Linked DNA regions of Homo sapiens: region 2 is linked to region 1. A link is an interaction called in ENCODE POLR2A ChIA-PET data of the cell type or tissue named here. Cell type or tissue: Panc1. All regions are shown on one strand. Links, peaks and the distances in the headings refer to the core of each region. The heading gives the core; the rest is flanking DNA.

Region 1 (12,327 bases), core at 2,192-10,191:
AACACAGGCAGGTTAGGATTCCTTGGGCTATAGATCTTTACCTAATACAGGGCATTTTCCTGTTCTCTGCTCAGCAGTCCTGAGAATGAGGCAGGCAAGTATTTTTTATATCCACTTTATGTTTATGAAAGAGGTGGCCAAGAAAGGTTTAGCAGTTTCTTCAGAATCATGTAGCTCCAAAGTCCTGGAGTCAGGACTAGAACTTAAACTGCGGGACCCCTGGGCTTGAGCTCTTTCGAGACCATGATGCTGAAACTTGGTGCCAGGCTGGATCTTGAACACAGTGGGAAGCCTCAGGGATCTCAAACCAATCCTACATTTGCATTCTAGCTCTATTATTTCCAGTGCTTCTCTGGTGGAATTTTCCTAACCCAATTTGTTCATCTGTAAAATGAGATTAATATTACCCTGCCTTTCAATTTGTCAGAATCAAATGAGGCAAAGCCCAAAAACACTCTGACGAAGTAGGTGTTCAACAAATGATAATATACAATTCCCACAAGCAGCCTGTGGAACGTTCATAAGCAATGCCAGGTTCCTCAGGAATTATGTTTTATATGTTAGTACATTCATTCCCATATTATAGGGCATACAACAATCAGGGGGCTCTGTTTATGCAGCTCCAAAACCCAGCATTCCAATCAATGGACTAGAGTTTCAACTTACATATAAACCACTTTTAACAATGGAACAGGGCTCCTCCCTCCTCCGCCTTTACCAGTAGTTCCTACTGATGTGAAGCAGTAATTGTTACTCATTCACTCTGCCACACTTGTATGCCACATAAAGATGTTACTCAGATAATGAATACAAAATAAGATCTGTCTTTCAGGAAGTCAGGGAGATTTCTTTTTCTTTCAAGACAGGGTCTCACTTTGTCCCCCAGGCTGGAGTGCAGTGACGCAATCTCAGCTAACTGCAACCTCTGCCTCCCAGGCTCAAGCGATCCTCCCACCTCTGCCTCTGGAGTAGCTGGGACCACAGGCGCGCACCACCACACCTGGTTAATTTTTGTATTTTTTGTGGAGACGGGGTTTTGCCAGGTTGCCCAGGCTAGTCTCGAACTCCTGGGCTCAAGAGATCCACCCGCCTCAGCCTCCCAAAGTGCTAGGATTACAGGCGTGAGCCATGGCACATGGCTGAGATTTTTTTTTTTTTTTTGAAACAGAGTCTGGTTCTGTCACCCAGGCTGTAGTGCAGGGGCGCAATCTCGGCTCACTGCAACCTCTGCCTGCCAGGTTCAAGCGATTCTCCCGCCTCAGCCTCCTGAGTAGCTAGGACTACAGGTGCCTGCCACCATGCCCAGCTAATTTTTGCATTTTTTATAGAGGCAGGGTTCCATCATGTTGGCCAGGCTGGTCTTGAACTCCTGACCTTGGATGATCCACCCACCTTGGCCTCCCAAAGTGCTGGGATTACAGGTGTGCGCCTGGCCGAGATTTCTGTTTTAAAGAAAAGAGAGTGCAGTGTCTCACGTCTGTAATCCCAGCACTTTGGGAGGCTGAGGCAGGAGGATCACTTGAGGCCCAGAGTTCGAGACCAGCCTGGTCAACATGGTGGAACACTGTCTCTACTAAAAATATAAAAATTAGCCATGTGTGGTGGTGCACATCTGTAATCCCATCTACCTGGAAGGCTGAGGTGGGAGAATCGCTTGAACCTGGGAGGTGGAAGTTACAATGTGTCAAGATCATGTCACTGCATTCCAGCCTGGGTGACAGAGACTCCGTCTCAAAAAAAAAAAAAAAAAAAAAAAAAAAAGAATACTGGAACAAAAGAGGGATTTGATGATTAGATACCCCTACCTTGACTATTATTTATTTAGAAATGGGGTCTCACTATGTTGCCCAGGTTGGAGTACAGTGGCTATTCATACAGGTGCAATTATAGTGCCTCAAGCTCCTGGACTCAAGGAATGTTCCCATCTCAGCCTCCAGAGTAGCTGAGACTACAGGTGTGTGCCACATCTGGCTGCATGACTAATTTAATTTTTAAATGTTAACTATAAATATGAAATTAACATAACTAAGGAGTTTTAGTTAACTGCAAATAGATTTGTCCTCATGAAGGAAATTAGGCGGATCTCAAACCCTAAATACCACATAGTAATCCTAAATCTGTCGTCATAATTAAGCCAGAAATTATCCAGTATATACCAGGTTTATTAGAGATTTGAGTAAAACCTACTGATGCTTCTAACACTCCATTAGTGAATTTTTTTTTTTTTTTGAGACGGAGTCTCTCTCTGTCGCCCAGGTTGGAGTGCAGTGGCACGATATCAGCTCACTGCAACCTCCGCCTCCCAGGTTCGGGCAATTCCCTGCCTCAGCCTCCCGAGTAGCTGGGATTACAGGCGCCCACCACCACGCCCGGCTAATTTTTGTATTTTTTTTAGTAGAGACAGGTTTCACCATCTTAGCCAGGCTGCTCTTGAACTCCTGACCATGTGATCCACCTGCCTCGGCCTCCCAAAGTGCTGGGATTACAGGCGTGAGCCACCACGCCCGGCCTCCATTAGTGAATTTTAACTTAGAATTTAAGAAGCAGTAGTAAATTCCTTAAATTAATGTACTTGTCAGATAAAAGAATAAAAAATAAAAGTGGGAATCCAGCAAGCTTAAATAATTGAATCAGATAGGCACAGTAAGTTTTTTTAAAAAAGCTTCTCACTAAAAATTGCCCATCTTTAATCACACCTAGCCTTGTATTTATTTCTTAGAGTGACTGGTCAGGTTACCTAAATATTCCAAAAGTGAGACCTCTATGTGTCCCCCAACTATTTCAATAGTGGCATATCTTTTAAAGCAGAGTTTCCCTACCTCGGCATTACTGACATTCTAGGCTGCATAGTTCTTTGTTTGTTCCTAAAAACAGAGGTTTTATTGCGTTTGGTCCACAGTTGGTATTTCACCTCATTTCACGGTGCAGGGCCCCTGGGTGGGGGTCCTTGTGCAGTACACTTGATGGGGTGTGTGGCTGGGGGAGACGGAGCAGTATAGCTGGTCAGGCCCAGGAGGGTAGGAGGGCTGGGGCTCCTTAAAACCTGATAAGCTGCATAATTCTTTGTGATGAGGGGCTGTTCTGGGCATTGTGGCATGGCTAGCAACATCCTTGGTCTCTCCCCATTAGATGCCAGTAGCACACAGTCTGGTTCCAAGTTGTGACAACAAAAATGTCTCCAGATACTGCTCAATGTACCCTGGGAGCAAAACTGCTCCCAGCTGAGAACCACTGATTTAGTTACTCGTGTGGTGTCTTTACCCGTACAAGACCCTTGTTAAAGTGCGCATGCATTCCCTGGAAAGGTTAAATACTGATCTGTTATGAGCCCTTGCTCCATGTGATGGGTGCTTACAAGCACTACTTTACAGATGAGGAAGTTCAGCTTCAGGAAAATGAAGTAATTTTACTTCTATTCAATGCCAAAGCCAAGATTTTAAATTAGGTCTAACTATAAAACTTTCTACATGGTTCTTTCTGTAAGGCCTCAAGACTTCTGAATAAAGAAGGCATAATGCAGTAGTAGTTTAAAAAAAAAAAAAACCCACAAGATTTGAAATCACTAAGGGGTTTCACCAATTTTACCGGTGGTATGTTAGGCAAGAGCAGATCTCTTCCCTTCCTGAGCCTGTTCTTCACCAGTGACATGAAAATACTCTCATTTATAGCACGCAAGGGACTTGTGAACTATGACATACAACAGTAATTATAGGCCAGACACAGTGGCTCACACCTATAATCCCAGCACTTTGGGAGGCTGAGGCTGGCAGATCACCTTAGGTCAGGAGTTTTGAGACCAGACTGGCCAACATGATGAAACCCCGTCTCTACTAAAAATACAAAAATTAGCTGGCCGTGGTGGCACACACCTGTAATCCCAGCTACTCTGGAGGCTGAGGCATGAGAATCGCTTGAACCTGGGAGGCGCAGGTTGTAGTGAGCCTAGATTGTGCCACTGCACTGCACTCCAGCCTGGGTGACAGAGAAAGACTCCATCTCAAAAAAAAAAAAAAAATGTAATGATAATAATTTTTTTAAAATACTCATGGTTGGATATCAGCACCCTAAAATCTCCTCCCCCAGATTCACTTTCCTATGTCCTTTGTGTCTTTGCTCTAATGTTACCCCTTCCAGGACTTCCCTATCTGAATAAGCACACATCTCGCTATCATTTTCTGGTCCCTTTTTCTGCCTAGCATTTAACCCTGACCCACATTATATGATGTATTTGTTCACTCAGCTCCTCCATTAGAATTTAAGGACATTCCATTTTGTTCTTTTCACCTTTATTACCTAGACTAATGCTGGCACATAATGGGCACCCAGGTATTTGCTCAGTGGATTAGTTTTTATAAAACTAAACCAGTGAATTTTGAATTAGGGTCCTATGGGAAGTGAATGGATTTTGATGAGAGAGGAGAAAGGAAGGCCAAGGAGAGTGTTGGAGCATAAGTGAAAGAGTTTTAACACAGTGCTTCTCAAATTCTAATGTATCCGGGGCATCTTGCTAAAATGAAGGTTCTCATTCAGAAGACCTAGGGTGAGGCTGAGACTGCATATTTAACATACTCCTAAGTGATGCTGGTCCACTTTCATAGCCAGGCCCTAGACAACCAAAGAGGGCATTCAGGTAGGACCTAAACAACTTTGCACTGAGATGCAAATCAGAGCAGCAGAGGACTAATGAGATGAATTGTTTGTTAATGAAAAGTGCATGCCATCTCTCTGTATTGCTTTTCTTTCAGCTTCTAAGGCTGATAAGATCCAAGGAATACTTTATGGAACGACGAATCTGAAAGTCCCAGTACTAAACAATCTTATATTCACATAGCACCTTTTTCATAATGTAACAGTCATCTATGTATATTTTAGCTTTGTTTTGGAGGTGATATACTGAAATAATATCAAAATATATATATTTAGCTTTATCTCTAATGGCCATATAATAAATACAATATACTAATGACTAATGTATCAGATTTCAATAGATTATGAAATGTTTTCTTTTCCACAGTCATTCTGCTTCAACAACACTTAATACTTAATGTAACACATACATAACTTCTGAATTTGATAGCTGGTAGATTAGGAGCAGTTGAAAATCATAAGATTGAAAGTAGCTAAATGGAAGAGAGAATACATTCCAAGTAAGTGCAAGACCAGGCAGCTGTCCATCAAGTTTCAATTTGGATAATAATGTAATTGGGACTAAAATCAAGAAGAGCCCTGAACGTCATTCATTTCCAAGTTATAAATTATGTTTACTTACCTCTGGTAACAGTAAAATGCTTAATTTATTTTTATTACAAAAGGCAATTCTTGGCCAGGCACGGTGGCTCACTCTTGAATCCCAGCACTTTGGGAGGCCGAGGCGGGAGGGTCACTTGAGGTCAGGAGTTCGAGACCAGCCTGGCCAACACAGAAAAACCCCACCTCCACTTAAAAAAAAAAAAAAAAAAAAGGACAGGCCGGGTGCGGTGGCTCACGCCTGTAATCCCAGCATTTTGGGAGGCCAAGGTGGGCAGATCACCTGAGGTGAGTTCAAGACCAGCCTGGCCAACATGGTGAAACCCCATCTCTACTAAAAAAATACAAAAATTAGTCAGGTGTGGTAGCCGGCGCCCGTAATCCCAGCTACTCAGGAGGCTGAGGCAGAAGAATTGCTTGAACCTGGGAGGCAGAGGTTGCAGCAAGTGGAGATCATGCCACTGCACTCCAACCTGGGCAATGAGCAAGGCTCCATCTCAGAAAAAAAAAAAAAAAAAGAAACCCACTTTTATTACAAAAGACAATTGTAAATCAAATCTGTAAAGTAAAACTGTAAAATTATCTAAACATCTTTTTCATCCCTAATTTAAAATCAAGTGATGCTGTATTTATAAAAGAAAATATGATTAAAACAGATTTATTTATAAACTCCAGCTCTTAATATGCTTCAGTTTTGTAGAACAAATGGTGGCAATATCAGAATTTTTAAGATATCCATTTCCAAAGTAAGAACCATTTAAAACATTTTTGTTCCACTCTATTAAAATAATACAGAGGTGATCATTTCTAAAATTCATTTCACATACTCACAATATACTTACTATCTTTAATGTAATTTCCACCTTTTAATAGATATTTCTAGAAATTATAATCTTACGAAATGAAAAAATTCAGTTTTCTCCAAACAACAGTTCTGACTTACATTTGAAAAACCCTAACAACTGCTCCTGTCCGACATTTGAGAGCCACCTAAAAGATGTGAAGTGGCTATTCTTGAAAACAGGGAGAAACTGGATATTCCTTATACATATGTGAACCAAGATTTCCAAACATATCTATTCCGTGAAGCCCAATTTTCTAAGAATGTTTTTAAGAAATGAGCTTTTTCAAAACTCAAGTCAGGTTCAGGCACTGGTGTGCTTCCTATTGATAGGCTAAACTTCTTGCCTTTCTCTTCACAATCTTAATAGCTCTAAACACATTAATCTTATTTATTGCAAAGCAATGTCCCCACCATCTGCTCTTGCTAGTATTCCTCTCAAAGTGTATTTTATATATTCAGCCACCAGTAATTTGTGTTCTGAACATTTTATTAAAACACAAATACATGTATACTTTATAAGCCATGCAGTTATTTAGATGATAAAGTTTATCTGTATTAAACTTGATCAGCCATGCAGTTATTTAGATGATCAAGTTTAGTACAGATAAACTTGATCATCTAAATAACTATACATGGCTTATAAACAAAATAACTGCCTTATGAAAGGCAATTCTATACATATATTGAATTTCTGCTCTCACATTCACCTGGCAAAATTCCAACTGATATTTCAGTACTGAACATTTTTAACAAATAGTACTTTCAGACCATTCAAAGTATTTTTGTATTCTAGTTCCAGATGGAGTATTGGTTCAGGTGAGTATATGACTGAATATAATCGGGTGATCATTTCTTATTAAATTATAAGATGCATGTTAGTTTTGGTTTGGAAATCAGAAAAATAGTTTCCATCATTAAATGTCATGGGAAGTCCTGAAATTACTTCATAATTACATAACTATTTCTGTAAAATTTTGCTTGCATTAAGACTTTATTTACATATATAGATGAATTGAAAGTTTAAAAGCAAAAAATGATTTCCATGACAATTCTTTTCTGCTACTTAATATTTAGCTATGAATGAAAATGTTACCATTTACTTTGTATTACAAGTCAGCTTAGTGGTTTTTTTCCAAATTAAGATACTCACCCATACTGAATTACAGTACTTCAAAATTTCAAGTTTCAAGAGAGAAACTTTCAATGTTATCATAAAAAAGCTACTAAGCAAGACACTCCTTTTTCTCTCATCTTTTCCTAAATACTACCTCTTCTCCTTTCTATAGGACACGTACACTAGCATTATTAGGAAAAATATCATTATATCCTTTACATACCCTTGTCTCTCCTTCTCAAATATCAATTTGTTTTAGAGGTTTAATAAAATCAAAGTGAACAAAATGAAAAACTGTAATGTTCTATTCTTTCTATCAGGCCACTCTGGAAAATCTTCCCAAATCACATTTTAGTTTTGCCTTCATATACATTCCTATAACTCACCGGCAGTACCCCATAGGAACCCATTATCAGTTGGCCATTGGTACCAGTCTTCCAAATCTAATTCAAATGTTTAAGGTCTTTAAGTATATGGCCACGGTAAACATTCCCATTAATATTAATCTCCTTAGAACCTTTTTCACTTTGTCCTTACACAACAGTCATTCCTTCCCTTCCAAAGACAAATCTGTCACAAGTTTTAATATTTTGTTTTTTACGGCATGTTCAACAATCATAGGTTTTTTTTTATACTTTTTCAACTAAACCTAGACAATCTATGTTAAGTGTTGTCATAACCTAATTTTTTACTTACTAAAAACAAGAGGCAATTTTAAAAGTTAGTGTAATAGTTTCTAATTACCCTTGCAAACTTTCTAAACTAAACCTTTAAGAGATCAAATTACCAACATAAACACTCATAAAAAGAAATACACAGCAAACTACTCCAAATGTGACTGAGTATAGAAATGTGTATGATATCTTAGTGGACATCATAAAAAAGAAATTAAACATTTGGACCTTCTACAGCTGTCCCCCCAAATCCAAAGGAATAAAATTCCTCAGTAATTTACCTTACAAACAACATAATCCTTAACATATTATAGTAACACAATTTTAATTTGCTCATTGTAAGGCTACTTACAACAAAAGTGAAAGCAGTACAAGATCAAGTTTTAAAGTGATTTAATGCATTTATGCAGTGCTACGAAATCTTGCTCAGTTTTCTAATGTGCTTGACTGAATAAAATGTACATATTAGAAAAAAGAAAAAGAAAAAAAGAATAAATCTGCCATGGCCTGGGGTATAAAAATAATAATAAATTTTTAAAAAGAAAATTTACATATTGGGTCTATTAAATGCAAATATTTTCACAATTTTTATCCCTATACCTTACCCACTTGCAAGATGAAAACTTCAGGTCTCATTTCAGTCAGCTTTCTAACCTATACTAGGCACTTTTACTGTTTTGGACCACAAAGTAAAAAACTGCAAGTCTTAGAAAAGCTCTTTCCAGTTCCACCACTAAACTGATGAAGGTCATGGGTTGTCTATTCATGGAGACCCACAATGATACCCATTTACAGTTCTCATTATCCTCCAAAAAGAAGGAACTCTCTTTCAAATGTTTGCACTTGGCTTCCTCGTAGGAAGAGCTTAGTTTATGCACAAACATAAAATAGTTACACTGCTGATCTTGTCATTCAATTTTGCAATCCACTCTTTAGAAATTAATCTAAAAAATGTCACTTCGACTTTAAAAACTGTATTTATTCCAAAACTCAGTATTTAAAACTTTAGCTCCCATTTAAAACTTTAACTTTCCAATAGATAATGCTTATAAGATTCTTATCTAACGTAGAATAAAGAAATGAACTAGTCACAAGTTAAAATTGCAAACATTTTTCAAAGCAAAACAAAAAAATAATTAAGGGTTTCCAACTTTTTATAACCACTCACACTTTTCCTTTGTCGTAACACAACATGCCTTTGTACACTGTATTTGTACATTTATTTTTTGGTGGGTAAAGAATGTGGATTCAGAGCTTTGGTCTTAATTCCTAAATTCTGTTCATATCCATTTGATCACATATAACAATTTTGACTGCCAATTGTTTTAGTAAGAAAAAAGTTATTTAAAATTCTTAACAACCGATGGAAACTGTGTGATTTTATGAGTTACCAAAGAAAAGATTTAATACATAAACACAAAGATTAGCCATCTTTTTCCTAGACTGGACATGTAAACAGAAATTCACCACAGTTGTCTGTTAAGAGTTATTTATTAATTGCTCCACAATAGTTCTAAAGTTCATAACAAACCAAAGTACTGAAATAAGTCTGAACTGAAAGAACAACAAAATCAGAACAGTTTTCCAACTAAAGATCCTCTTTACCCTTTTAACAGTTAATATTGGAGTAAATTTTATATTCCCTATTTTCCAAATGTGACTGAGTACGGAATGTGTATGCTATTTTCCTTCAAAATCTATTCCTTTTCTTCTCCATTCTAAGATATCCCTTAATTCCCTTTACATTCAACCCCTGCCCATTATTCTTCTATTCTCTATAAACACGGGAAATACATTTTCCCCTCTGGAGTACAAGCTCCAAATCATTACATTTTTCTCCAGCTATCTATCTACACTTCCAAAGATACTAATTTCAACATATAACTTGCTTTACAAGGCTTATCATGCACAGTACATTTCAACCTAGCTAGTCACACACACAGGCTATAATGAAGTATAGTCTGTTATTAAGAACTCAATATTATTCCTCCTAGGTAAAAAGATGTAGGTTGGTTGTAGGTTTTTTCACTTTTGCCAAAAGCTACTCTGTGCAACTGAAGAACCACAGTAGTTGACTGTAATTGTTATAAACACAACTCTGTTAACAGAAAATACTGAACTACTGTCAAGTCTACTACCTATACGGTAGTTATTATCAGATGAGAAGTGCAAAGAATTATAAAATCTATTCAACTAATTACTTGACCAGCTTATCATAAACCTCTATGGCTTTTTGTAAACTGCCTTCCATAAATGCTAAGTAGTTAAACTGCAGATAAATCAATTCAGAAGCACCCCTAATATTTGATGATTTTCTTAGGTTTTAACTTCCTACTTATCTATACAATAAAATTTCAATATTTAGGATGTCTTCTAAATTCTTAACCTAGGGTCCATAACTAAGAATTTATTTGAAAGTTGGAGGAGGTCTTGTGAGCATGTAGACTGGCTTGCACATTTTCATTTGTTGATATATCTCTGCTAACGTACAGGGGGCGGGGGGCCATCAATTTATATCGGGTGCCCAGAGTCTGTGACCCAAAAAAAATGTTACGCTGGACTTGTATAAGTAAGCCAAAGATTCATAAAGAATTTAAATATAGTCTATTTAAATTAGTCACACTCAAATACAGTCAAGCATAAGATAACAGAATTCTAAGATGCTGTGTTCATCCTAATGTTCATTTTAAATGTTACCAAGGATATAAAAAAATAACGAGAATACAATATTTTCCCTCACTATCAGTAACTGTTTATCATTTCATGGAGGGTACAAGCAGATTGGTAAACCACCACAGATCCCTCTTCTTAAATACCAGGAGGGATCCCATAACAAAATATTCATGGAACATTACCATCATAACCTCACGCAACATGATGCATGGATCCTATCATAGCACTAACAAAGGAGTCTTGCATCACATTTTAAAAATGAAATCCTATCAGTATGTATCATAGAAAACACAAAGACCATAAAACTCAGAAAATGATAGTCTTCAGGTATGTTTTACCCTAAAAGTAGAAGTTCAGAAACTATTTTTGGTGAGGGAAGTTCTTCTGCTTAACAAGAGCCTATGAATTTGGAAGGTAAAAATTCCATGTGACCTCATGAAGCCATATTGCTCAAACTGTCACCCAGTTCAGGCTTAAATGCTACTAATGGCAAGTAATTACAAAATGCCAGATGACAGGAATGAATACAAACTTTTGCCTCTCTCATCTGATGAGCATAATACGGAAAACTAAAGTAGAAATATTTGTATCAGTTTGCAACTTTTTAAAAACATGCTAAAAATTATAGATGTTTTTCCACTGTTCCCATTTTTAAATTACCTCAAAAATACTGACCAGCAATTGCTAAATTATGGTAGTCCTTATTCTGAATTTCCAGTAGCACAACAGAAATCCAAAAGCATTGTTTCCTACTTCATACCTTAACTTCTTAAAAGTAAAAAAAAACCTTAATTTTAAAATGATCATATTCAGAGACAGACATTCCACAGAAGAAATAAAGGCAGGTGGATGGGTTAAAAAAAAAAATCAATCTGTTAGGGCTAATCTAGAATAGAGAATAAGTCACCTGTGCAAAGAAATCAAAAATTGGATTTCAATATAGAATCAGAGATTCTGCTTAGCACTCTTGTTCAAGAAAAAGACCAAATCTAGGAAATACACTTGGGCAAAACAAACAAAAACTGACATTTCCTAATCACAGACTCGCCAGTACAGATAATCTCTACAGAGAAATCCATGCTTATACTTAATATCTTTATGATTTCCTGTAATACTATCATATACTAAAAAGAAAACAAAGCCTCAAAGACCTATTCTACCCTTTAATATATTTATTCCCAATTCCTCAACACTGTAGCCACTAAATTTCAAAACACAAATGTCTTATGATCTACTTTTTCCCTTCATACTTATAAGTTTACTAATATATTACATATTTACTAATTTTCAGTTTCTGCATCTCCATTATTTATAGGTTTAGCTCTTTCCTTCTAATACTTATACTCTCAACATTTTAAAACATTGCTGATTTAATAATACCTTCATCCTAACTAAAATGCTCAAGACTGTTGTAATCTAAATCATACTGTCACTTTATTACAACTTTTTAAGTAAAAAGTTTTTTTTCCCAAAACTGGTGCCACAGGATATTACAACATTTTTGAGGCAAAAAAGGATGCACCTAAAACCAGAAGATATTGGAATCTGATTTAAAATAAAGCCTCAATAAATAATTTCTCTGGAGTAATATTAGGATGGCTAACCCAATTTCAAGAAAACATTGATTTATATAATATTAAATTTCTATTCTTCCATATTATGCACCTAAAACATATTCAACGTTCATAAAGTATTCAATGTTCATAAAATGTTGAATGTTTTCATAATGTCATAAAACTGAATATTTTATGAACATTGAATATGTTTTAGGTGCA
Region 2 (12,327 bases), core at 1,866-9,865, 82 kb before region 1:
AGGCACCTGTAATCCCAGCTACTCAGGAGCCTAAGAAGGAGAATCACTTGAACCCAGGGGGCGGAGTTTGCAGCAAGCCGAGATCGCACCACTGCACTCCAGCCTAGGTGACAGAGCAAGACTCCATCTCAAAAAAAAACAACTCCAAACTCTACTTGTCCAGAGTCAGAACAAAAACCACCAAGGTCTTTTGCCAGTGTCCCCATCACAGGAGATGGCACCACCATCATCCAGCCCCAGAAACCAACCCAGGGGCCATCTGCGTCTCCCCACATCTAACCCATCAACAAGCTTTGTGGATTTTGCATGCCACGTATCTCTTGGATTTGTCTATTTCTCCCCACCTCCACTGTCACCCTCTGGTTTGAACTCCATCATATCTCACCAGAGTTCATGCAGTTGGCCCATAGCCCAGCTCTCTGCATCCACCCCAGGTCTATCTCAAATCCATTTTCCATGTTGCAGCAAGAGGAGTGATGTGAAACCCAAACCATGCCACCCTTCCCACATCGAAAATATTTCAATTGCTTTCTATTGATCTTGAGACAAACAATAAATTCCTTTCCATAGCCCACAAACTCTTCCTACATGGTTTGACTTCGTGTAGCATTCATCTCTTCCTAGTATCAAAATGACCTTCTTTCAGTTCCTCAGCCTCAACTCTCCCTCTTGTCACAAGGGCTGTAAAGCACAAATTCTGCTCCCATTTAGTTGGTTAACTCTTACTCATCTTTCAGATCCCAGCTTCAGATACTATTTTCTCAAGGAAGTTTTTTCTTACTAGGCCCAATTTCTCTATTGTGAGCTTTCTTAGCACCTTGCACCTCTTGCTCATATTGAAATTTTATCATTACTGACGTTATTATTTGAATAATATCTATCTCTCTGATTTATCTATAAGTTTCATGAAGGTAGCATCTGCTTTTGGTCCCCACTCTTGCTCTGATGTCTTGCTGAGTAACTAGCATGTAGTACAAACTCAATAAATGTGTTGGTTGGTTAGTTGGTTGGTTGAATGAGTAAATGAGTAAATTACAAAACAATGCTTCATTCCAGGCTTCATAAGAATCATGGACTCTTACAACAGACTTCCTGATTTAGAATCTTAGTTCACTTACTGGATGACCACAGGCATGTTACACAAGTTCTCTGCACCTCAGTTTTCTCATCTATAATACGGGTAATAATATCTTACCTTATAGAGTTGTTATGAAGTTTAAATGAGTTTATATATATATAAATTACATCAAACAGTGCCTGGCACACAGTGAACACATATATGTAGTGTTACAATTATTATTATTGTCCTCTGACTTTAACAGTGATAAAGAAGATTCTCAAAGAAATTAAAGGCTTCGGCGGGGCACGGTGGCTCACATCTGTAATCCCAGGACTTTGGGAGGCCAAAGCGGGTGTATCACCTGAGGTCAAGAGGTCGAGACCAGCCTGGCTCACATGGTGAAACCCCGTCTCTACTAAAAATACAAAAACTAGCCAGGCATGGTGGCGTGCACCGTAATCCTAGCTACTTGGGAGGCTGAGGCAGGAGAATCGCTTGAGCCTGGGAGGTGGAGATTGCGGTAAGCTGAGATCGCAACACTGCACTCCAATCTGGGCAACAGAGTGAGACCCTGAAAAAAAAGAAAAAGAAAAGAAGAAAGGGAAAGAAATTAAAGGCTTCTAAAATAATGGTGATGTTAAATCTCTTGAGTTCGTATCCTGAACCTTGTGCTGCATTGAGCTTACGGCCCAAGTGAGGACTCATCCCTTAACCATGTGTGGCGTATGTCCTTGTTCATCGTTTTAGAAAAATACGCTACTTTTATTTTCACTGGTGTCATCTGCCTTCTCTTACTAGAACTTTTAACCCTCTCCCTGTTTCTGCACTTAGAGATCATCATGAGGTTAGTAACGTCCAAATGACACCTCAAAAGTAAGTCACAGCACGGCAAACATCCCACAGGCTATGGCTGAGATTAACCCCATGCACCCTGTAACTCCATCTGTTGCTGGCATGATGTATTGGCACTCTTGCCCTGGAGGGTGCCTCTCAGGACAGTGCTCCCCACAATAATTGGAACATCCTTCACAGCTCTCCTGGTCCTCATTCCTATCACAGAACGCTCACCTCCATCCTGCGTCTCAAAGATGGCAACTTCTCAATGGTCACTTCAATGTTTCTGCATAACCCTCCTGACCATATTCTTTTTCCTTTGCCACCAGGCTTAAACTTTTTGTAGGCATCTTTTTCTTCTTTACTAGATTTTAAATTACTTGAGAGCAAAGATCTTATTGCAACATATTGCTTCAGGAAACCTTCTTTTTCTATCAAATTGAATCTTTCGAGAATGACCAAATGCATAAACAAATAGATAAATGAATAAATAAACAAGAGCCCAAGTGAGAAACTTATTCATCTCATCTCCCATATTCTCTTGTAATATTAATCAATGTTAATTACAAAACCACAATGCAAATTATCTCTAAAATTCATTGACACTAGGTTCTAGTCTGGATTTCTTAAACCAAATAACTGGAGTAATTGAAACTAGAATAAGAATTTTTGGTTTAGTGAAGGTGAAAAAAACTTCTAGAATACTCCCTTTCACAAGAATAGAATGGACATCTTCAGGTTCATAAAATCTGAAAGAAGGAAGAGGTTGACATCCTCATTTCAGAATGAAGAGGGGAGAAAAGGCCACCAGTACTGATTGGATAGTTGCTGTGTGTTGGCAACCATGCTAGGCACTTTCAAGTAGTTTATTGAATTCACTTCCAGGGAAGCCACCTCAGTTTTATCTCCATTTTACAAATTAAAACTCTGACACTAAGAAGGTTTGCCAAAAGTATCACAGCTATGATCTGGCAGACCTGGTTCTTGAACCCCAGGCTGACATACAGAATGCCACTGTGAAAACTCTATCCCCTCACCTACTTCAAAATGGAATGCCTTCCAAGTCCCTTCCCTGTGTTATAATTACTGTTAATTTTCTACCAATACTTCCCTTCTCTCTTCTCTTCTCAAATGCCAAAATTTTATCTCACCTCCAATTCTGCTACCTTTCCCTACCCTTATGCACACTCCCTTCCTTGCCTAGCCTTGATCTCTTCTCAGAAATCTCCACTGGCCAAGAACGTGTTTCTTAGGACATGGCCACCCCCAGTCCTCTAAAAGTCTGTAGCACACTCTTTCACCCTCTCGAGATGTTCAGGGCCCTTCCTGGAGCTTGACACTTGACCAAAAAAAAAAAAAAAACATGAATAAAACACACATGTAAATTTGGCCTGGATCATTGATAATTATATAGTTATTTAACAACCTTCTATATTCAGGAGTCAAGCCTACACCGATCATGACAAATGACACCAACCTAATGACCACAGTAATTCATTGTCCTGTTTAAAGAGATTATTTAGCAAAGTCAAGGTTAAAACCATGTAACGGAACAAATTAAGGGGTGATATTACAGGACCTCCATCACACTTTTGGTATACACTTCAGCTAAGAAACATAGCTATATTTAATATTCCTCTAATTTTTAATTTTTTTCCCTTTGTACATTTTAAAATATCATAGGAGAGATTGTTTGAAATCTTGTAAGAAAATTTTTTTCCAGAAACTTTAGCCAATACAACCTTTGCTTTTTTCCATTTATTTTTTAAATTTCTTAATATGAAAAATTTAAGATTAAGACAATGGCTCTTTTCATGACTAAAAACAGCATTTCATAAGGGTCTGACCAAAGTTATAGCCCCATGCTATCATGTAATTCACATTTATTGGTGGAGAGCGGGGTGGGGGGTCAATTTCAATTTTTTAAAATGACACCAGGGTTAGAAGGCTCCCGTCAGTGAGCTTTGCCCCTATGGGCTGAGGGCCCCTGAACACACTGGAGAAAGCAAGGGCAGCCCAGTGACCTGTGCAGAGAATTTGTATCCTGTGTTTTAAAGGGAAAGAATATGAAGAAAGAAAAGTTCATTCTGAGATGAACAAGGAGTGTGGTTTAACCTGCCCCCTGTGTAATCACTCCGCATATGCAATGAAGGGAAGAAGGCACTGCATTTTTAAGAGCTCCACAATCTCCCATTTGGTGACATAGGATGTTTGCAAACTCCTGGAGGGAAGGGTTACTGTACTCAACCCACACTCCCTGTGGGCCATCAATGCCATTTATTTGTCATGATTTCAGCTGATTAATATGTAACCACAGAGGCAAAAGAAATAATTTCACAATCTGCACGTCGCAGCAATTTTCAAATTCCTTTAGGTTGAAAGCAATCACCAGCAAGGCTTTCTCCACTCTGACATATTTATTCTTCCTCTTCAGATTCAAACCATTCCAAAAAGTGAGCAAAAAATACAGCAAAAGCAGCCTGCTTGTCTACAGTATTTACATGCTTTACATACCCTAAAAATATATAGCTTATTAATGACTGATTTTCCAACCTCTTCAATAAGCTTTTTTATTAGTGTGACAATTTTTAACTTGTAAGTGTCAAGCCGTCTCTCACTGTGCGTGTCTCCTTTATGATATTTAATATAAAGATAGAAGAGTATTTATATCCCTCACAATAAGAGAACGAATTGTTTTAAGGTTATACAGCCTAGATGTGATAAAGAAAGAAGGAACCTTACAAAATGATAAATATTTTCATTAAAAAACTTTAAAACTAAAAGTTCAAAGATATGTTCTCCTCTCTTATTTCTTGTCAAAACATGACTTAAAACCCAAAACTAATCTACTTTCAATTTTATTCCATATTTCAGTGCTGTCATAGTACTCAGCAGAGAGTATTGGAATACGATCATTTTTTATTTTGGTGATGTTACCGACAGCTTTATTTCACAAAGCAATCTTATACTATGTCTACCAGTGGCAGGGCATAGAGGTCAAATAGTCTAGCCTTACAGGTAGAGAGCTTATTAAATGGCACGTCTATTAAACCCGATGGACAACATAAAGAAACATTACAGCAAAATACTTTTAACATAGTTCAATGAAGATATGGCTCAAAAGGGTAGTAAATAATTTAAACGGAGACCAATAGGGAATTTGTTATATTTTTTACTAGCATCTTCAAATTATATTTCAAGCAGAGTGGTTAGAATAGAGAAAAACACAAAAGCTTACAAACCTCATGTCGTGGGTATTTCCTACAGCAAATGTAAAAGGAACATCAACCCAAATCCAAATATTAATAAATCAACAATTCTATCACAGAGTTCATTTAAAACAATCTCAGCATAAATATTATATCACTGTGAACTAAGGAAACAGTTTTTTAAAAATTACCTTACTGTCTTTTTTATTTTTGTTTTGGAAGACAGTCAATTTTAAAATTCTACTTATGGTAGCACCAATTCATGACAAAACCTCACTTCTAAGAAAAACTGCACCAGAAGAATAGAATAGAAATAATATGGAAAATACGTGTTTACTTATTACATATTATTTGGTGTGAAAATCTAAATTAGAAAATAACATGTGTGAATTCATAGTTGGGAATTTCTTTTTTTTTCAGATATCCCTGGTAACTCTTTGGTTATCAAAAATCAAGCTGATTATCTTTTTAATCACAATGTTTTTCTCCTGTATATGTTCAACTATATTTAGGAAAACCAAAAGAAAAAGAAAAAGAAAAAGAACAGAATCCATGAAAGAGATCGCGACTTCTTATCCTTATATACAAGCTGTGATTTACGGCCAAAATAACTAACTGAATCTGTAACTTTTAATAAGTTTATCATAAATGCTATATCTCTTAATCCTGAAATTGGGTCTCTGGTCTCTTACCAGGAATATAAACTACTTGATCAAGGATTATCAGTGGATTCACCTAGTAGGATAATTAATAAGATACAGAAACATAAAACATGAGTTGTTAAAGTTTACAATTACCTTCCCTCACAGCATCGCTCTAAACGCACTGTCCTTGCTTCAGCACACAGTAAATCATCTACCTAAATGTATTTGCACCCAATCATTTTTTAAAGTCACAATCTTTGTAGTGTCAACTTGTCAAGGGTCAAAGGGAAGAACAGGCAAGATTCCCAAATCAATCTGCTTGTAGAAACTGTCTCATTTCATTTCAAATTACCTGCTGTGGTTGAAGCAGGCTATGGACAAACTGCCTCCTCCATAAACCATGACAGCACAGGTCGAACTTATGTGATCATTCATAAGGGGCAAGTCATGCCGGTTCTGTCATTAACTACTTTTAAACGGCTGTGCAGGGTTAAGTGATCTTGCAGGGCAGCCGCAGATATAAATACTGTTTGGACAGTTTAATGTCAAGAGACAACTCCTCTGGGATTAAAACTGTGTAACCCAATAGGATGGTTGTCGATACAAGGATTAAGGTACTTTGGTCCAGTTACTTGAAGTCATGCCTTTACATGTTTTGTCCAAGTGACCCTATAGGAGACCTCAAATGAGTGCCGTTCATCTACATCATGCAACTCCCAGACAGCATTCTGAGAATATTAAAAATAACTTCAGGCATTCAGAGGCTCACTCTCCCAGGTGTTCAAGAGTTTACGTTTGTCCTTGTGAGGCTGACCAGAAAATGAGAGCACATTGCTGTTGGGAGCAGGTGCCTTGCAGCAGCCTTACAGCCTTGGGCTTCCAGAGCTCATGATCAATGGGAATATCAAAGACCCACTGCTGTCCATAACATCAGGGAAGTTGGGTACAGTAAATTGTGCAAAAAAGAGCCATGATATAAGAAAAAGGACTGAAATGCCTATTCCATTGCTTTTCTAGTGCCCATCCCTTGAGATAAACCCTATAATGTCTAAAGATAACAACAGCTAGTATTTATTGAGTGCTTAGGATATGTTGGGCACTCACTGTACTAAGTGCTTTGTATGCATGACTCATTTGAATCTTACAATAACCAGTTGAGGAATCTATTATTGACCCCTGTTTATCATAGGTGAGAAAGCTACAGACCAGAGCAGGTAATCATTTGCCCCAAGTCAAAGAGCCAGTAGTGATGAAGAACAGGAACAAATACTGTGCCTGACTCCAGAACTCTCACTACAATGGTATGCCGCCTCCACTGTAATTATGACTCCTGTGAGAAATTCTACTTGCTTGACTTATAAAGTATTTATAATATACACTGGCTTAGCTTTCTTTAACATGCATTAGCTGCATGCAAAACTGTCTGAATCATTAAAAGAAAAGCGTTGCTAAGTTACTCAGAAACCAAAGAGAGCCAAATCAGGCTGATATGTGAGTATCTCTGTGGGTACACGAAGACTTTCCAGAGGGTACGTGGGCACAAATAGTTTTAAGGAAATGCATTTCAAAATCTTTTTCTAAAATTGATCCACCTGAGAAAATATAAACCTCCACTTCACCCAAAGCCTATGTACCAGGTCCCTGAAATTCCCTCCCCAATTCATCCCGTTAAGAGATGCATTTCAACCAAAAGATTTTTGTGTTTAAAACTCATCTATCAAATGTATCAAATAGGTTGTAATATATATATGGTGTTTTGATCAATTTCCAGTGCTACCTCAATACAGAGGAAAAATGTTAACATTTAGAACCTTATAGGATATTTGAAAAGAAATTTCAATTTATATACCTAGTTTTGTAGCAGAGAATTACGTGGTAGTTAATAAGGGCTTTCAAGCATAAGGATGAATTTCATCAAGGTAAAATTCTATGAGGGAAAGAGAATGGAAATACAGTTCCAAGGAAAAAAAGGAACAATGCTATGGAAGAGTCGTGTAATTTTTTTATTTTTTTATTTTTATTCTTATTTATTTATTTATTTATTTATTTTTGAGACAGTTTTGCCCTCATCGCCCCAGCTAAGGTGCAATGGCACGATCTCAGGTCACCGCAACCTTGGCCTCCCAAGTTCAAGCAATTCTTCTGCCTCAGCCTCCCGAATAGCTGGGATTACAGGCATGCACCACCACACCCGGTTAATTTTGTATTTTTAATAGAGATGGGGTTTCTCCATGTTGGTCAGGCTGGTCTCAAACTCCCAACCTCAGGTGATCCACCCGCCTCAGCCTCCCAAAGTTCTGGGAAGACAGACTTGAGCCACCATGCCCGGCCCCAGGTTATGTATTTTTTAAATTGGCCCTGATAAGTGCAAAATCCCATGATATTCATATTCCTCTGGACACATTTAAATCAGTTTCTTAGCCTCAGCACTGTTGACATTTGGGGCTGGATAATTTGTGTTATAGTTTGCTGTCTAGTGCATTATAGGATCTTGACCAGTATCCTTGATCTCTGCACGCAGATGCGCACACACACACACACACACACACACACAGCTGTGACCACAAGACTTTGCCTAATGTCTCCTGGGGAGCAAAATCACTCCTGGTTGAGAATCCTTAAACAAAAGATATTAAAGATTTATTATCGATTTTCAAAATCTGATATTTAAATTTATGAAAAATGTTAAATGTACACTAAAACTTGTGCAAAAGAGTACATTTTTCTTGAGACAGGGTCTCTCTCTGTCACCCAGGCAGGAGAGCAGTGGCACGGACACAGCTTACTACACTGTTGACCTCCTAGGCTCGAGCAATCCTCCCACTTCAGCCTTCTGAGTAGCTGGAACTACAAGCATGTGCCACCACGTCCAGCTACTTTTTGAACTTTTTATAGAGATGGGGTTTCACCATGTTGCCCAGGCTAGTCTCAAACTCCTAGGCTCAAGAAATCCTCCCTCCTCGATATCCCAAAGTGCTGGGATTACAGGTGTGAGCCAACTTGCCCGCTGCCCATAATCTTTAAAATTATCTCTAGAAGTGTATATGGGAAAAAACATTCCAAGACCATGGAATTAAATAGGAATAGTTGGTGACAAATATGGTGTGGGCAGAAGAAACCTCCACTGAAGCTGGGACCTCAGCTGAGACTTGCACTTTTCAGTCTCAACTGCTAGGATGATTCAGGTCCACAGAAGTCAAACAAAGCAGCCAAGCCATCATAAAAGGCAGTGTCAGTGTGATACTTGAACGTGTGACTCTGAATAATCACCAGAAAGAACAATGAGTAGGTGTTATTCCTCAGTAATTTTAAAAGCCCCACCTTTGGAAGAAAAAGCATAAACTGGGACAGGCCAAACTGAGGAGAACCTGAGAAACTCCCTAAAAACATTAAAGGTCACAGATCACATCTTCCTACTCTTGAATTTGTTGTAGTCCTGTGTAGCATTTATCCATGCTTAAAAGTGAACTTACAGTTGTGTTTAATTTTGATTATCTCTCTTGATACTAACAAGAGTCTGGAGAGGGGTAGAATCACAAGGACCTTAGTTTTTCACGGGCAAAACTGTCCAGGCCTGTTCTACCCCCAGCTGCATACCAGAAGCTAGGCTGGAGGAGAAACCAAACCTCCTTATCAGACTGTAACAGGTAAACTACAGTCCCTAAAAATCAGCAGTAATCATTCTCTCATATTAATTACACTGTCACTTAGATATATCAATTGTACAATATCAGATATTTGCCAAAATGACCCTGAAATGTCAACTAAAATATCAAAGCGTAAGTCACAACCTTTTCTTTTTTTATTTTATTTTATTTTAGAGACAGGGTCTTGCTCTGTCACCTAGGCTGGAGTGCATGGTGCAATTATAGCTCCCTGCAACCTCGAATTCATGGGCTCAAGCAATCCTCCCATCTCACCCTCCCAAGTAGCTAGAACTATAGGCGTGTGCCAACATGCCTGGCTAATTTAATTTTTATTTTTTGTAGAGATGGAATCTTGCTATGTTGCCCAAGGAACATAGCTCCTGGCTTCAAGTGATCCTCCTGCTTCAGCCTCCCAAAGCCTTGGGATTACAGGGATGAGCCACTGCACCCAGCCCACAGTCTTTCTACCGGGAATCTTAAATGACTTTTAGTAACTCAAGCAAAGTGGGAAAAAAGTTCATAATATCAAAATTAGGAAATACATATAGGCTAAACTGAGAAGAAAAAATCACCCATAATCTCACCACCAATAAGCTCTATAGATGATCCTTTTTAATTTAATGGTACACTACAAAAATGCCTTTAAAATAGTCTGTATCTTCTGACCTCACCAAGCTTTGGGTTACTGGAGCATACATTATCACCCTGGCTTTATAAATGAGGAAGGAAGTCCAGGCATGGTGGCTCACGCCTGTAATCCCAGCACTTTGGGAGGCCGAGGCAGGCAGATCACCTGAGGTCAGGAGTTCGAGACCAGCCTGACAAACATAGAGAAATCCCGTCTCTACTAAAAATACAAAATTAGACAAGCATGGTGGTGCATGCCTGTAATTCCAGCTACTTGGAAGGCTGAGGTAGGAGAATCGCTTGAACCCAGGAGGCAGAGGTCGCAGCAAGCCGAGATCACGCCATTGTACACCAGCCTGGGCAACAAGAGCAAAACTCTGTCTCAATAAATAAATAAATAAATAAATAAATAAATAAATAAATAAATAAATAAATAAAGAAGGAAGGAAGGAAGGAAGGAAGGAGAGCCCAAGAAGTTAAGTGACTCATGCCCCAAGTCCAGCTCTCTTTCTGCTGAAATATACAGCCTTCAAAAACAAAAGCAGGCAACGGTTGTTTTAAGCATGCCAAATATTCGTTTTTGGCTCAGCTGCCAGTGTGAAGACAGTTTCATACATTTGATCCTAGTTAAGACAGATTAGCTAGCCAAGTGTGCATTTGATATCTGAATGTTTAAAAGAAAAAAAAAGTCAGGATACTCCATCCTTGGATGTTCTAAAGAATCTTTTTCTGGAAAGTGCTTTCTGGGCTCCAACATGCTGGAGCTTAGTCCCCTGCATTAGTGAATACAAGGCAATCCTGGCCCGAGAATTCCCCGTCTAGCCAGGGGATTGGCAACACACAAACAAAGGCTTAAAGAGAAGAAGCAGCATACTAATGAGTGCAGTGTCCGACACTGCGGGCCAGATACTCAAATGCCCAACACACTGAACAAAAGAACCGTCATGGTGAGAAGAGACAGGAAGCATTCATGCAGTCAGCCAACACATACTTGGTGGGCGCCTGAGTGGTAGGCAGCGTTCTAGGCTCTGGGGATACAGGAGCGGTTCAGACAAAGCAGCCTGGGGTGGTGGAAGAGCCATCAAATGCAGCCAGGCTTATGGGAACATAAATTCTAGTGTACCTCTCACCAGCCAACAAGGCAAATTATGGAATCCCTGAGCCTCAGTTTCCTCCATTTATGATGGAAATATCTAGTCCATTGTATGAAATTAGCTAATACATTAATTTTATTTATTTGAAACAGGGTCCCACTCTGTCGCCCAGGCTGGAGTGCAGTGGCACGATTATGGCTCACTGCAGCCTTGACCTCCCAAGCTCAATGAATCTTCCCACCTCAGCCTCCCAAGTAGCTGGGACTACAGGCATGTGCCACAATACCTGCTAACTTTTGTATTTTTTGTAGAGATGAGGGGTCTTCCTATGTTGCCCAGGCTGGTCTCCAACTCCTGGGCTCAAGCAATCCTCCTGCTTCAACCTCCCAAAGTGCTGGAATTACAGGTGTGAGCCACTGCAACCGACCTAGGTAATGTGTTTAAAGTACACGATACATTACTATGTAGGGAGCTCAACAAATGTTATTCATGGTAACATGAGTAGTAATGATACACTACTCTGTATGGAGCTCAACAACTGTTCTTCATGGAAGCTAATTTTGACTGAGATTTTTACTATGTTCTGAGGACTGTGCTAGTCATATCACATATATTATCTCATTTAATCCTCACAATTTAGCATAATAATTTATGGATGATGAAATTAATCATAGTAACTCTGTCCAAGGACATAAAATTATCAAGGTAAGAGTCAATATTCAAATCCTAGTAGTTATCTCTAGAGCTTATGATTGTAAAGATTCAAACGCCAGGTGCGGTGGCTCATGCCTGTAATCCCAGCACTTTGGGAGGCTGAGGTGGGTGGATCATGAGGTCAGGAGATTGAGACCATCCTGGCTAACACGATGAAACCCCGTCTCTACTAAAAATACAAAAATTAGCTGGGCCTGTAGTCCCAGCTACTTGGGAGGCTGAGGCAGTAGAATCACTTGAATCTGGGAAGGGGAGGTTGCAGTGAGCCAAACTCATGCCACTGCACTCCAGCCTGGGAGACAGAGAGAGACTCCATCTCAAAAAAAAAAAAAAAAAAGATTCTAAATTATACCACCTCCCTCATCTTCCCCCATGGTCTCAATCCCACCCCAACTCTCCACCTTCCTTTCCTTTTCTTTGAAGGCAATTTTTAGTCCTTGTTCTAAACGAGAGGAAGGAAGCAAAAAGAGAGGACTCTGAAGTGTGCTGAGGCCTTTG

The links. ChIA-PET counts read pairs that join two places held together with the same protein. Peaks named below come from ENCODE experiments on the same cell type or tissue, not always from the same donor. Only the 100,000 strongest peaks of a DNase experiment are listed, where the experiment ranks them.
Region 2: POLR2A ChIA-PET joins it to region 1 with 10 read pairs; 12 of 35 experiments call an interaction of 5 or more read pairs at or near these places.

The regions. Positions count from the first base shown.
Region 1 is chr1:200,392,098-200,404,424 of GRCh38, forward strand. No RefSeq gene overlaps it. Among named protein-coding and RNA genes, the nearest start is that of ZNF281, 12 kb to the right of the region's middle. In Panc1, for the core only: no CTCF peak of the experiment used is centred there; no DNase peak of the experiment used is centred there; H3K27ac peaks cover 2,180 bases.
Region 2 is chr1:200,310,385-200,322,711 of GRCh38, forward strand. No RefSeq gene overlaps it. Among named protein-coding and RNA genes, the nearest start is that of LINC00862, 57 kb to the right of the region's middle. In Panc1, for the core only: no CTCF peak of the experiment used is centred there; no DNase peak of the experiment used is centred there.